Linked DNA regions of Homo sapiens: regions 2 and 3 are each linked to region 1. Evidence: chromatin contacts called from ENCODE Hi-C or POLR2A ChIA-PET data. All regions are on one chromosome and are shown on one strand. The core of a region is the stretch at or near the end of the contact, and the rest is flanking DNA. Distances in the headings are between cores, read along the strand shown.

Region 1 (4,030 bases), core at 479-2,978:
CACTTGCAGTCTTGCCCTGTGCACTCTCCTTGAGGGTGGCTGCCATGTCCTGCTTCTTTAGCCTCCACAGTAGCTGGCACAGTGCCCACCCAACAGGTCAGCCATGGCTACCTGAGATACTACAACTCTAAATTCAAGATTTCGTACATTCACTCAATTATTTATTTATTTATTTATTTTTAGTGACACAGAGTCTTGCTCTGTCACGAGACTGGAGTGCAGTGGTGAAATCTCGGCTCACTGCAACCTCCGCCTCCCAGGTTCAAGCGATTCTTCCATCTCAGCCTCCGAAGTAGCTGGGATTACAGGCGCATGCTACCATGCCCTGCTAATTTTGGTATTTTTAGTAGAGATGGGGTTTCACCATGTTGGCCAGGCTGGTCTGGAACTCCTGACCTCAAGTGATCTGCCCACCTCGGCCTCCCAAAGTGCTGAGATTACAGGCATGAGCCACCTCACCCAGCCGAGGCTCAGTTATTTCTAAGGGAAGAAAATGAATACATGTTCAATGGCTTTTCAGCAACAAAAGAAAGTTCTATTCAAACTAAGTTTATTCTAGAATTCTACTAGAGTTGAGCCAGATCAACTCACTTCTGGCATTTTCTTGTTACTTAAGGCTTTACTGCTTGATATTTGACTTCACTGGCACTGAAAGGTCATTCATTTAAAGGCAAGCATATAACAAACTTCATATATAAGATTAAAATGAGCAGTGAAGTTTTGCTAAGACATTCAGCTTTTATTCCTCTTCATTCTCTAAATATTCTTACTTCTTATAAGGAATAAGTAGTTGGATAAAATCTTAGTCTTCTTTTCTATTTAATAGACTCTTTATTCAAATTTTTTGCAAAATATTTGAAAGCAACATACACTTGGTTCTTTGGCTTCATGTTCCATTTTATTCTTAAATTTTAATCCTATTAGTCTAAGGACAAATCCCCATGCTAATAATCAACTCCTTTGTATTGTTTCATAAAAGCTTAATTATTTGAGATCTTTTCCTTTCACTTGGAAAGGAAATAACTAAGATTATTTCCTTCTACCACCAGGTTGCCATTTATTGTATGATCTCACTGAATCACTCAAGAGTCCATTTCCCATAAAGTGTTAATCATGATCAACAGTTGGTTTTTCAGAGAAGGCTGTTACATTAAGACCAAGGCCTAATGTGATCTGCCAAGCTTTTTTACACTATGAAACTATCCATTACACCTTTCACATATGGACAGTCTGTTATAGGCATCAGCAGTGCTGGAATTTCTATATGGGCAAGGTATAGGGTTAGCAATCTTGCTGACAGGGAGGCCCAGGGGACTGGGCCTACAGCTATGTTTGCACAGTAAGCATGCTGATTTTACTTAGACTGTATATTATAAAACCATAAGAATAACCAATTTTAGTAAAGATACTTTTACTCACAGTTGACATGAAATTGGTTTAATACATCATTAGTTGAGGGTAAGTTACTGGGAAGGGAGTCGTTAATAAAAATTATAGTAAGATTAATTACTCCCAATCACTACCAACACACTTTTTCTCAGCAACTTTTCAGCACTGCCACCAGGGATGGATCACACGCAAGCAGCCAGAATGTTTCTGGATTTGTGCTAAGAGCCTTATTCCAGTGAAGCAATTACAGCTATGATATAATATTCTTTCATGGTGCCAAGCAGCCCTATCTAATAGCAAAATAGCTGAGCAGGAATGAGGTCAGAAACTGGGGAAGTTAAATTTGTCTCTTCTACCCACTTTCTTATTGATCCCCAGAGGAAATGAATGAGAAAGTGGAAGTGAAAACAAAGTAACAGGAACAACTTTAGAGGGCAGTTGTCAGATTGCTGGAGTAGTTTTTTTTTTACAGATTCCAACACAGAATTGAGAAATATCAGGACCACCATTTCACAACTGTGTTAAATCCCAGGGCCTGCATAAAGAAACAGGAACACATCAGAGCCACAGCACAGTCAACTGGTCACAGAGACTCATTTATTCCTCTTCTTTTATTTTTATTTTTTTGAGATAGGGTCTTACTCCATCGCCCAGGCTGGAGTGCAATGGCACAATCTCGGCTCACTGCAAGCTCTGCCTCCCGGGTTCAAGTAATTCTCCTGCCTCAGCCTCCTGATTAGCTGGGATTACAGGTGTGCGCCACCACGCCCAGCTAATCTTTGTATTTTTAGTAGAGATGGGGTTTCACCATGTTGGTGAGGCTGGTCTCAAACTCCTGACCTCAAGTGATCCGCCCGCCTCAGCCTCCCAAAGTGCTGGGATTACAAGTGTGAAAGACGGCACCCGGCCGAGACTCATTTATTTCAATTATGATATGGTCACTATAACCTCAAGTTATTCAAACTTAGCTTGATTATTTTTGAAAAAAAAAAAGAGTAGGAACACTTTACCCGACCCCTTCATCTTGTTCTTAACTTTCTCTCTCTCTCCACACACACACACACCTCCCAGTATTTCCTCCATCACTCAAAATTCACTAACTTTATACGAAGAAACAACAAGGATATTTAAGGGCAATAAAATATTGGTGGCTGGGGCCTACCAGAGATATCTGAACACAAACCCCCATGTTGACTTCCAGTTAAACACAGATGAACGTGTATGTACATCACCTCTCCTAAAACCCAAATAAAAAAGGCAGTAAGGGAATTTTTTAAGGCATGAACCCACAGGATAAACAACAGAAAAGAAGATTGTAGCAGGAAAGAGAAATGAGAGCGAGGAGCGTGAACACTGTATCAGAATAAAGCTGTGCAAAGCCAAGGCAGGCAGTCTTGTGTTTGCAGAAACAAAGAACCTAGACATGAACGGACTGGCCTGCAGGACCCCTGAGATATGCCTGGAGGCATCCAGTGCAGAGCAAGGCAGGGTTGAGGCTGGGGATCCCACAGGGAAGTTTCATTACAAGTCTGAAAGCAGTGTTGTATGAAAGCAAAGAAGGTGAGCACTCCCCTTGACAAGGATAGAAGAGTCCTCAGGCCTGACAACAAGTTCGACAGCAGAGCACTGCAGCTAGACCCCTGCCCAGCTTCTTCCCCAACCCCTCACTGTTAGCTAAACCCCCCTTAAAGGATGGGGCTGGACTGAAGGTAAGCTCAGGACCTCTCCAGTCAGAGAAGGCTCTGCAGAGAAAGAGGTGGGCTGAGACTTCCAGGATGTATGTATCTATGGAAGAAAGGGTGGGAAGTGGAAGAGGAAGCAGGCAGTAGGGGACGAGAAGGAAGGGGCATCTGTGTTTCAGACCCTCCAAGTCTTTAAGTTGCAATATGACTTCCAAGTTAGATCCATACAGGTAAAGAGAGAAAGCCTGATGAGATAGATTCTCAGCAGATGAGGGCAGGTCCTATAAACCTGTATTCTTGTTCACTGCACAGTCACACTTACCTCGCAAGTTTGCTGAGGCCAAGGACTTGCTTGTTAGGAAGATAACCAATATGGACCTTCAGAGAAGAGACGGAAATCATTAGCTGAGTGAAAATACAGTGCCTTCTTTGTGACAAAATAAGGAAATATAGAAAGAATATAGTACACTTTTATGTAATTTATCACGACAATGTATTACCTTGAAAACATCTGGAACTGTTAAGACTTAGAAAATGAAACATTTATATATGTATTTTTAAAATTACATAAATGCAGTAAAAGCAAAATATATAAGTATGAGTCTATTAATCAAATAACAAACTTGTACAGTTGTCCGTTGGTAAATGCGGGAGATTGCTTCCAGGACCCCTGTGTATACCCAAATCCTGCATACTCAAGTCCCGCAGTCGGCCCTGCAGAACCTGCATATATGAAAAGTTGCCCCTCCATCTATACAGGTTTTGTATCCTGCAAATACTGTAGAATTTTTGATCAGTGTTTGCTTGAAAAAGAGCCATGTCTAAGTGGACCCATGCAGTTCAAATTCATGTTGTTCAAGAGTCAATTGCATGGCCCTGACACTTACCTGTGAAGTTGAACTCTTGACACAAATCTGAAAGTTTCTTCTTTATGGAGGAGAAACATTCTCAAGGAAAGG
Region 2 (4,030 bases), core at 513-3,012, 210 kb after region 1:
CCTTTTTTATCACCGTATTAATACTCTTAGCACCAATCCTTTTGCAACTGATCTCCAAAGCAAAATAGAATTCTAAATCTTAGCTCACTTATTTTAAATAAGGCATGCAATAGAATTCGAGTGCCAGGAGAGGATTTGGGTCATCTCATAGAGCTTATTCCTGTGGCTTTTACTTATTTTTGGGACAGTCTCACTCTGTCGCCCAGGCTGGAGTGCAGTGATGCAATCTCTGCTCACTGCAACCTCCGCCTCCCGAGTTCAAGCGATTCTCCTGCCTCAGCCTCCCAAGTGGTTGGAATTACAGGTGCACACCACCAGTCCTAGCTAGTTTTTGTATTTTTACTAGAAATGGGGTTTTGCCATGTTGACCAGGCTGGTCTCAAACTCCTGACCTCAGGTGATTCGCCTGCCTCAGCCTCCCAAAGTGCTGGGATTACAGGCTTGAGCCACCATGCCTGGCCCTCGTGGCACTTAAACTTTTTTCTCTCATTTGGGAAAATTGATTTTCCCAGTGCTGAGGAGAGGACCAAGTAGAGCTTATAACGCTTAGTCTCTCCCTGCTTTCCCTAGAGCAGTTCCACTCTGCACTTCGTGTATTTTCCTTACTGATAAGTTGCTTCAGGAAGGGGACAGATTTGCTGCTTTTAAATTTTAAAAAACTACCATTATAAATGACCATGTCTGCTACTTGAGGTTTATTTAGATCATAGTCAGAGGTTCCCAAGTGTAATAGAATTGGGTCATATGGGATTCTAAGCCATACTTAGTTTTACGTAAGAAAAGAGGAAATAGAACATTTTAAGTTTTGCTCTGATTATGTTTTATGTCAGAGCTTGTCGTTTTATTTAATGGTCATATAGTCTAGCTTTCCTTAAAGATACGTAGATTTAAAAGCCACTTTAGAGATAAGGAAACCAAGTTTAAAAGAGATACGCAGTGACTCATGCCTGTGTAATCCCAACACTTTGAAAGGCCAGGGCAGGAGGATCATTTGAAGCCAGGAGTTTGAGACCAGCCTGGACAACATAGCAAGACCCCATCTCCACAAGCCAAAATTGAAGAATTAGCCAGGTGTGGTGGCATGTGCCTCTAGTCCCAGCTACTCAGGAGGCCAAGGTGGCAGGATCACTTGAGCCCCGGAGTTAGAGGCTACACTGCACTCCAGCCTGGACGACAGAGCAAGATCCTGTTTAGAGGTTAAATTCCCAGAGTCATACCACATAAATAATGAACCAGTGCTTCTGTTATCAAGGCTTAGAGTTTATCCACTAGGTTCTATTTTTTTTGTTCAGGCATCTAGTACTGCAGTTCTTCCAAAACTATCTGGACAATCAAATCTATCTAAATTGAATGTTATGTAGCAGACCTCTCACACTTCATTTAGTGAGTTTCATCGGATATTCAGTTAAAAAAAAAAAAAAAAGCTAATGGTTATGTTTGAAATGCATGGTTTTGTGAATAATCACAGTTCTTCAAGTGCTAACCTAGAACTTGAGTTGTGTTTTCATAAAGGCAAATGTTCAAAGGTATAGCAGTTAAGAGTGGGTTTAAAATGTGAATGAGAGAATTAAGGTAGTGGATGATCAAACCACTAGTTCCAGGTCCAGCCTTTGCAGTTACCAGTCATTGGAGACATGGATATCCAGCTACCCTGCAGTGGCACACACTAGGCCAAGGCTGTCAGAGCAGCTGAGACAGAAGAGGTCTCTGTTAGCAGTGGATGGGCAGCCAAGATGTACAGGAACTGCACAGAGTGTGGAAGAGTCAGAGTGAGGTTCTGCCAAGCACGGCATGACAGTTCTTTTTTTAAACGTGCCAATGCAGGACATGCTAAGTTAAAATATCTTAACTGTTGCTTAGTTACTGCAACACACAAAAACCCCAAGTACTAAGCTTAATGAATCACCTGCGTCCTTTCTTGAATGCTCAAATCTACAAAAAGACTAAACTGCATGACTAACGATTAGGACTCTTACTTGGGCTTTTTATAGAAGTGGAATGAAGAGGACTTGTGCGAACTAGGAAAAGCAGCTTCCCAGCATAAGATTTCTCGTCTGAAAGGGGTAATAAGTCTCCACCTTCGATGCCTCTGTGATCAAATTCTAAAGGGCAGCCCTTCATGGTTCAGCGAGCAACACAATTGCTGGGGATTCACAGGGCAGAGTTGGTATTTTTATTTTTTACTTTTCTTTTTAAATCAGTGTTGGGTCACGAATTTGTTTTTTAGGGTTTTTATTTTAAGCTTTGAGCTCAGCTCTGGTGTGTGATTTACGGCAACTGATTAGCTTCCTGTGCTCACTTCCCTTACCTATAAACATAATAATGCTCAAAGTACCATGAGGGAAAAAACATTCTTCATTCCCTCTAGCTAGAGATCCACTAGGTATGTTAGCATACCCCAAACAATGCACATCTAATATAGTAGCTCTATATGAATATTCCTTTTTTAAAAATCAGATTATCACCCAGGCGTGGTGGCTCATGCCTATAATCCCAGCTACTTGGGAGGCTGAGGTGGGAGGATCACATGAGCCCAAGAAGCAGACGTAGCAGTGAGCCATGATGGCACCACGCCTGAGTGACAGAGTAAGACCCTGTCTCAAAAAAATAAAAATTAGGTGATCAACATTAAGGATTAAATGTTACACAATGTGATTAGCTCTTACCTCACATGCCGGGGGGAGCAGGGAGTACACAATGTGATCCTAATATTTATTAACCACCAACCTTGTGCTCTAAGCAAGTGGTTATATGTCCCAGTTGGATATATGGCCTGGAATCATTCTGGTTCCTGTTTGCCAGGTATAATTTTTTTTTTTTTTTTTTTTTTGAGACAGAGTTTTGCTTTTTCCCTCCAGGCTGAAATGCAATGGCATGATCTCGGCTCACTGCAACCTCCGCCTCCTGGGTTCAAGCGATTCTCCTGCCTCAGCCTCCCAAGTAGCTGGGATTACAAGTGCCCACCACCACACCCAGCTGGTTTTTGTATTTTTAGTAGAGACAGGGTTTCACCATGTTGGCCAGGCTGGTCTCGAACTCCTGACCTCAGGTGATCCACCCACCTTGGCCTCCCAAAGTGCTGGGACTACAGGCGTGAGCCACCACGCCCAGACTCCAGGTATAATTATTAAAGCACCTCCCTTGCATCCACAAAAGTGTCCTGGTGTTTGTGATAAGTCACATGGTTGTCCTAAATATAACAAAAAAAGAGTACCAGTGAAGATTTTATTTCCTCAGAGAAAAAACTTGTCCTAAAAAACATGTTTTACTGTAGAAGTTACCCCTTCATTCACATACAGTCGGCCGCTTGTATCTGTGGGTTCTGCATCTGGGGATTCAACCAACCTCAGGTGGAAAATATTTCGAAGGAAAACAACAATAAATAATACAAAATGTAAAATACAATATAGCAACTATGTGCTAGCATTTACATTGTATTAGGTATTCTAAGTAATCTAGATATGATTTAAAGTATAAGGGAGGATGTGCGTAGTTTACAGGCAAATACGACACCATTTAATATCAGCAACCCAAGCATCTGTGGATTTTGGTATCCCAGGAGGGTCCTGGAACCAATCCCCTGTGGATACTGAGAGATGACTATATTATTTAGGGTGCTACTCAGACTGCATCTTATAAAGGTGAAGAACCATATCCAAGTCACTGAATTGTAGCTACATTATCTTCAGTAAGTCCCAACGGCAAGAAGCAAGCACGTCCCAGTCTTGGAACAGGGAGTCATGTCTTCTAAGATAGAGGAGCTAGATAGAGAAAGAGGGTTGGAACAGGGCTTTCTACTTTTCTGGGCACCTCTCCAAAGGTTTCTGCCACATAGCCACAATTATGTCTTTTTCCCTCCCAAGTCAGAAAGCAATTTCCCTTAAAGCCCTAAGTTTTTCCCCCAACTTAATCCCCTTACAAACTGAGTAGTACCAAAAATTATGTCCATTTTATTGTATTTTAGAGATGGGGTCTTGCTATGTTTCCCAGGCTTGTCTTGAACTCCTGGGTTCAAGCAATCCTCCTGCCT
Region 3 (4,030 bases), core at 734-3,233, 190 kb after region 1:
AGAGATTTATTTGGAGTGAAACACCTAGAAAGATAGAGAAGGGAGCAGAAGGTGGGGAATTCTTCATACCACACAGAAAGTCTGACACCTAGAAGGAAGGATTGGGTAGGGGAGCTTCGGACTTCAGTGCATCTTGAGACTGCTAGATGAGGACTTGGTTCCCAAGCAAAGGTTGCCTGTAGAGAAGCCCACAGGGACAGGAATGGCCTAGATCTAGACCCCTCCAACGTGCTCAGCTACTGGCTGATTGCAGGCAAGGAAAAGTTGGAGGCTATCCATTACTGGTACACAGCGCCAGGACTAGGGTATGGTGAGGCACTTAGGGACAAATATTTGACTATACGACTAAGGAAGACAATGTTTTGGTACAATATTGTAATATCTGAATTGATGCAAAAAAGCCTATGATGAGCAAGATACCAAATTTCAAATCAAACCTGACCAGATTACTGATTTCTTGTTGCTTCAGGTTTCAGCATGGCTCAAGGCACTGCTGATTCACTGTCACCAGTGAGAACAGGCTAGGTCCACACCAGTCGTGTAATTTTCCATAGGCCTGTGTGCCCTTACCCAAAAATAAGACTCTCGGCTTAGGTATTTGAAGTTCCTCTGTTGCCCCTTTTTCAGTGTGAGAATTGTGTGTGCTGTGGAAAACATCCAGGGATGTCTTCCTTTAAACAAGTTCATGGTTAAATGGCCACCCACTCACTCACTAATGCCTTACACAAAGCAAGATGCAAGTGTACCACATACTTTTAGGATATTTTTATATCTTAAAAAATGTATATTGGCCGGGCACAGTGGCTCACGCCTGTAATCCCAGCACTTTGCCGAGGAGGGCGGATCACAAGATCAAGAGATCGAGACCATCCTGGCCAACGTGGTGAAACCTCGTCTCTAAATACAAAAATTAGCTGGGCAAGGTAGCGCGCGCCTGTAGTTCCGGCTACTTGGGAGGCTGAGGCAGGAGAATCGCTTGAACCCGGGAGGCGGAGGTTGCAGTGAGCCGAGATCGCACCGCGCCACTGCACTCCAGCCTGGCGACAGAGCAAGACTCCGTCTCAAAAAAAAAAAAAAAGTATATTGCATATATGTATATATTTTGCACACCATATAATTATCACGACATCTTTATTGCTAGTTAGTAGGTTCCTTGACTGGGGTCATGTCATCTGTGCCTGACACAGGAGGTAATGTTTATTCAGAAATGAAGATGGCGGCTGGGCACGGTGGCTCACACCTGTAATACCAGCTCTTTGGGAGGCCGAAGCGGGCAGATCGCTTGAGGCTAGCAGGGTGAGACCCCATCTCTATCAAAAACACAAAAATAAGCCGGATGTGGTGGCACATGCCTGCAGTCTCAGCTACTCGGAGGCTAAGATGGGAGGATTGCTTGAGACCAGCAGGCAGAGGTTGCAGTGAGCCGAGATCGCGCCACTGCACTCCAGCGTGTGTGACAGAGGCCCTGTCTCAAAAACAACAAAAAAGAACATGGGAGAAGAGGCATTGATGAGGAAAAATCTACAAAGAAAGCAAATATCAATTTGTCAAGCTATTTGCAAACGTCTTCCCTTTCCTGTATTAATATTTTCCCTCTCCCCACTTTTGGCCCGAGGATCTGAGTCCTCGGGTCAGGCCGAAATCAGACCGCGTCCATACCCAGCCTCCTTCGAGGCCTAGCTGTAAAAACCGCTGAGCAAAAGGAATCCAGAATCAGCCCTCAAGCAACTCAAGACAAGTTAGCAATTTCCGCCGGGAAGCCGTGAACATCGGCAGCCACTGGCGTTTCCTCCGAGTCCTCGGAACTCCGGAAACTCTGGGAGCTTTTAGCCCGCCCACCAGGGGAAAGCGGCCCGGAGCCGGCGCCAGGTGGAGCCCATCCCCCTAGGCCTGGCGGGCCGCAGTACCGCCAGGGGCCTGCGGGAGGCGCACGCGGCGCGGCCTGAGGGGAGGGGGAGAACGGGCGGAGGCGGTGCGCTCGGCGCTTCCTGTTCCGGCGCCAGGAGGAGCCGCGCGCTGCTGGTGCTGTTGCCGCCGCTGCTCTAGCTGCCGTCAGTCAGGCTGCGCCCGCGTCTTCAGGGCCCAGTCCCTCGGACCCATCGCCGCTTCTAGACCCTACTGCGGTCTCGGATATTGCCGGGTGAGGCTGCTTCGGTACTAGTGGGAGTCGTGAAGGGGAATCGGGGAGCTGGGGTTGCGGAGCCCGCGGGCGCGGCCAAGCGGGAAGCGGGCGCGGTGACCGAGGTGCATCGAGTCACGTCCAGTGCTCGGGCCGTGGTCGCCTGCCTGGCACCAGGACTAAGCGTTTCTATCGGTCGCCTTCCTCCACGCTGCGGGCTGCCTGGGGATCGCCCCCCAGGGAGAAGGTGTCGGAGGCCGCTGACGTCGCGCCCGACGGGTTTCTGGGCGCCTGACGTCAGGTCTGGCTGCGGGGCGGGGCGGGCGCGGGCCGGCCCCTCCCCCACCCCTTCCCGGCGGGCGCGACCCGCTAGGAGGCCGGTTCGCTCCGGTTGATCCCGGACTCCCTTTGTTCGTGCGTCCCTAAACGGCTGCCGGCCTCGCGCCCCTTGGCCCCGATTTCCCCTCTACCCCCACCCTATTACACTCATTCATTAATTTTTAATAAAAAGGGAAAGGCCTGAAAAGATTCTTACAAGAGTCTCGGGCGCTTGTTAATCCGCAGTGTGACAACGTTCTGGTTATGACTTACTAGAGGAATTGCTCACGGATACATTAGATGAATACCCAGGGCAAACCACGAGAAGGGCAGAATTCAGTGATCTCCTTTTTTAGGACTGAGGAGCACATACCTGCGATAGCGTATGCATAGCTGGACCGTTTTCCTCTTTACCTTGAAAAGCAAGAGTACAGCTTTTAATAGGTAAAGATTCCAGTGTTAAAGCATGAAGCCAGGCTCACTCGACCGCAAGAATTTTTTTTAGTTTTACTACTAGAGAAATACACACCTGGGGGTTGTAAAGGTCTGTTTCGAAAAGGAACCCTCATTACAGGCAAAGGTAGCCTTCAGAAACATTTCATAAGTTCTTTGTTCACTGGTGTTCTTTGGGGGAAGAATAGAAATTTTTCATGCTGGCATCTCTGAGCCCACAATGCAAAGCGAGTTTGCTTCAGAAACTTGGAGTGAATTGCAAATATTGGAATGTTCTTTTCCTCACTCCAGGCGGAATGGGTAAAATCCATCCCCAGTCTCTTAACTGAAACTTTTGAAGCTAGTGTGTTTTGAATTCAAAAATACTTGGATTTTATCTTCATCTTTTTAGAAAGTCATGTTAGACGAGAGATAACACCCCCAGCAGAGTGGGGCACCCCATAATCCAACATTAATATTTGCAGCAATAGATGTGAACATTCATTCTAAGTGGGGGCGAATAGAAACTATAAATAGCTTCAGGTCACATTTTGCCACCATGTAAGTTTTGTGCCAAACTAGGGCAGATAAAGATTTATGGACCTAAAAGTAGGCATCATAAAAGCTAATATTTGTTGAGGTTTTGCTATATTCCAGGCAGCGACTAAGAGATTTGTTTATTAAAAGTTTTACAGCAAATCTATGATGTGGGTACGATTCCGATCTTCCTTTGCCTCAAGTTTGGAGAGTTGGACTTGTCAACTCTGGCCGAACCAACCAGTGAAGAGCTGCAGTTATAGCTAGATAATCATACTTTAACGTTTACTTTTTTACCTATAAGCTAGATGTCCACATACAAAGAAAAGAGAATTTGGTATTTGTTTTCCACCCAAGCACTATTTTTTTAGGCACTTGATTGGACAGAGTCCCATTTAGTTCCTCGCAACATTACTGGCCTGGTTTTTATTTGTTTTGTTTTTTAAACTGCGTGCTTTTTACAAATAGTATGGCCTGTTCTTTATAGTTCGGGTTCATTCAGATGAGCCGACTTTTAGTGAAATAATTCAAACCCTCGTCTAAGGTCACTCTGCTAAGACTTTAATACAACCCTTCCCTTTCTCGCTATATTCTAACCCATCTGAACTGCTTATACCTCCCCAG

The links. Hi-C counts contacts between places; a loop is a spot of excess contacts on that map. ChIA-PET counts read pairs that join two places held with the same protein, here RNA polymerase II (POLR2A). Pooled maps may share reads with other maps.
Region 2: a loop to region 1 is called in a pooled map, with 2.2 times the contacts of the local background. The contact joins two enhancer-like sites. A Hi-C loop is called at or near these places in 1 of 50 pooled maps. POLR2A ChIA-PET finds 5 or more read pairs at or near these places in 2 of 52 experiments (GM12878 and activated CD4-positive, alpha-beta T cell).
Region 3: a pooled map shows a loop between it and region 1 (2.2-fold over the local background). The contact joins the promoter of MAPK1IP1L here to the enhancer-like site in region 1. A Hi-C loop is called at or near these places in 1 of 50 pooled maps. POLR2A ChIA-PET finds 5 or more read pairs at or near these places in 3 of 52 experiments (GM12878, activated B cell and activated CD8-positive, alpha-beta memory T cell).

Annotation. Positions count from the first base shown.
Region 1 is chr14:54,856,288-54,860,317 of GRCh38, forward strand. GCH1 (GTP cyclohydrolase 1) reads right to left here. Exons shown (of 6, transcript NM_000161.3): 3 at 3,394-3,449. It also overlaps the pseudogene RNU6ATAC9P. Among named protein-coding and RNA genes, the nearest start is that of MIR4308, 20 kb to the right of the region's middle. Within about 2 kb of position 1,729, at least 2 of the 41 ENCODE cell types and tissues checked have a DNase peak (open chromatin) inside an H3K27ac peak, as active enhancers do.
Region 2 is chr14:55,070,274-55,074,303 of GRCh38, forward strand. No RefSeq gene overlaps it. Among named protein-coding and RNA genes, the nearest start is that of MAPK1IP1L, 21 kb to the left of the region's middle. RefSeq lists an enhancer at 1,941-2,060. Within about 2 kb of position 1,763, at least 14 of the 41 ENCODE cell types and tissues checked have a DNase peak (open chromatin) inside an H3K27ac peak, as active enhancers do.
Region 3 is chr14:55,049,664-55,053,693 of GRCh38, forward strand. MAPK1IP1L (mitogen-activated protein kinase 1 interacting protein 1 like) reads left to right here and starts at 1,984. Exons shown (of 4, transcript NM_144578.4): 1 at 1,984-2,140. RefSeq lists enhancers at 1,346-2,035, 1,575-1,774 and silencers at 1,805-2,044, 2,395-2,554.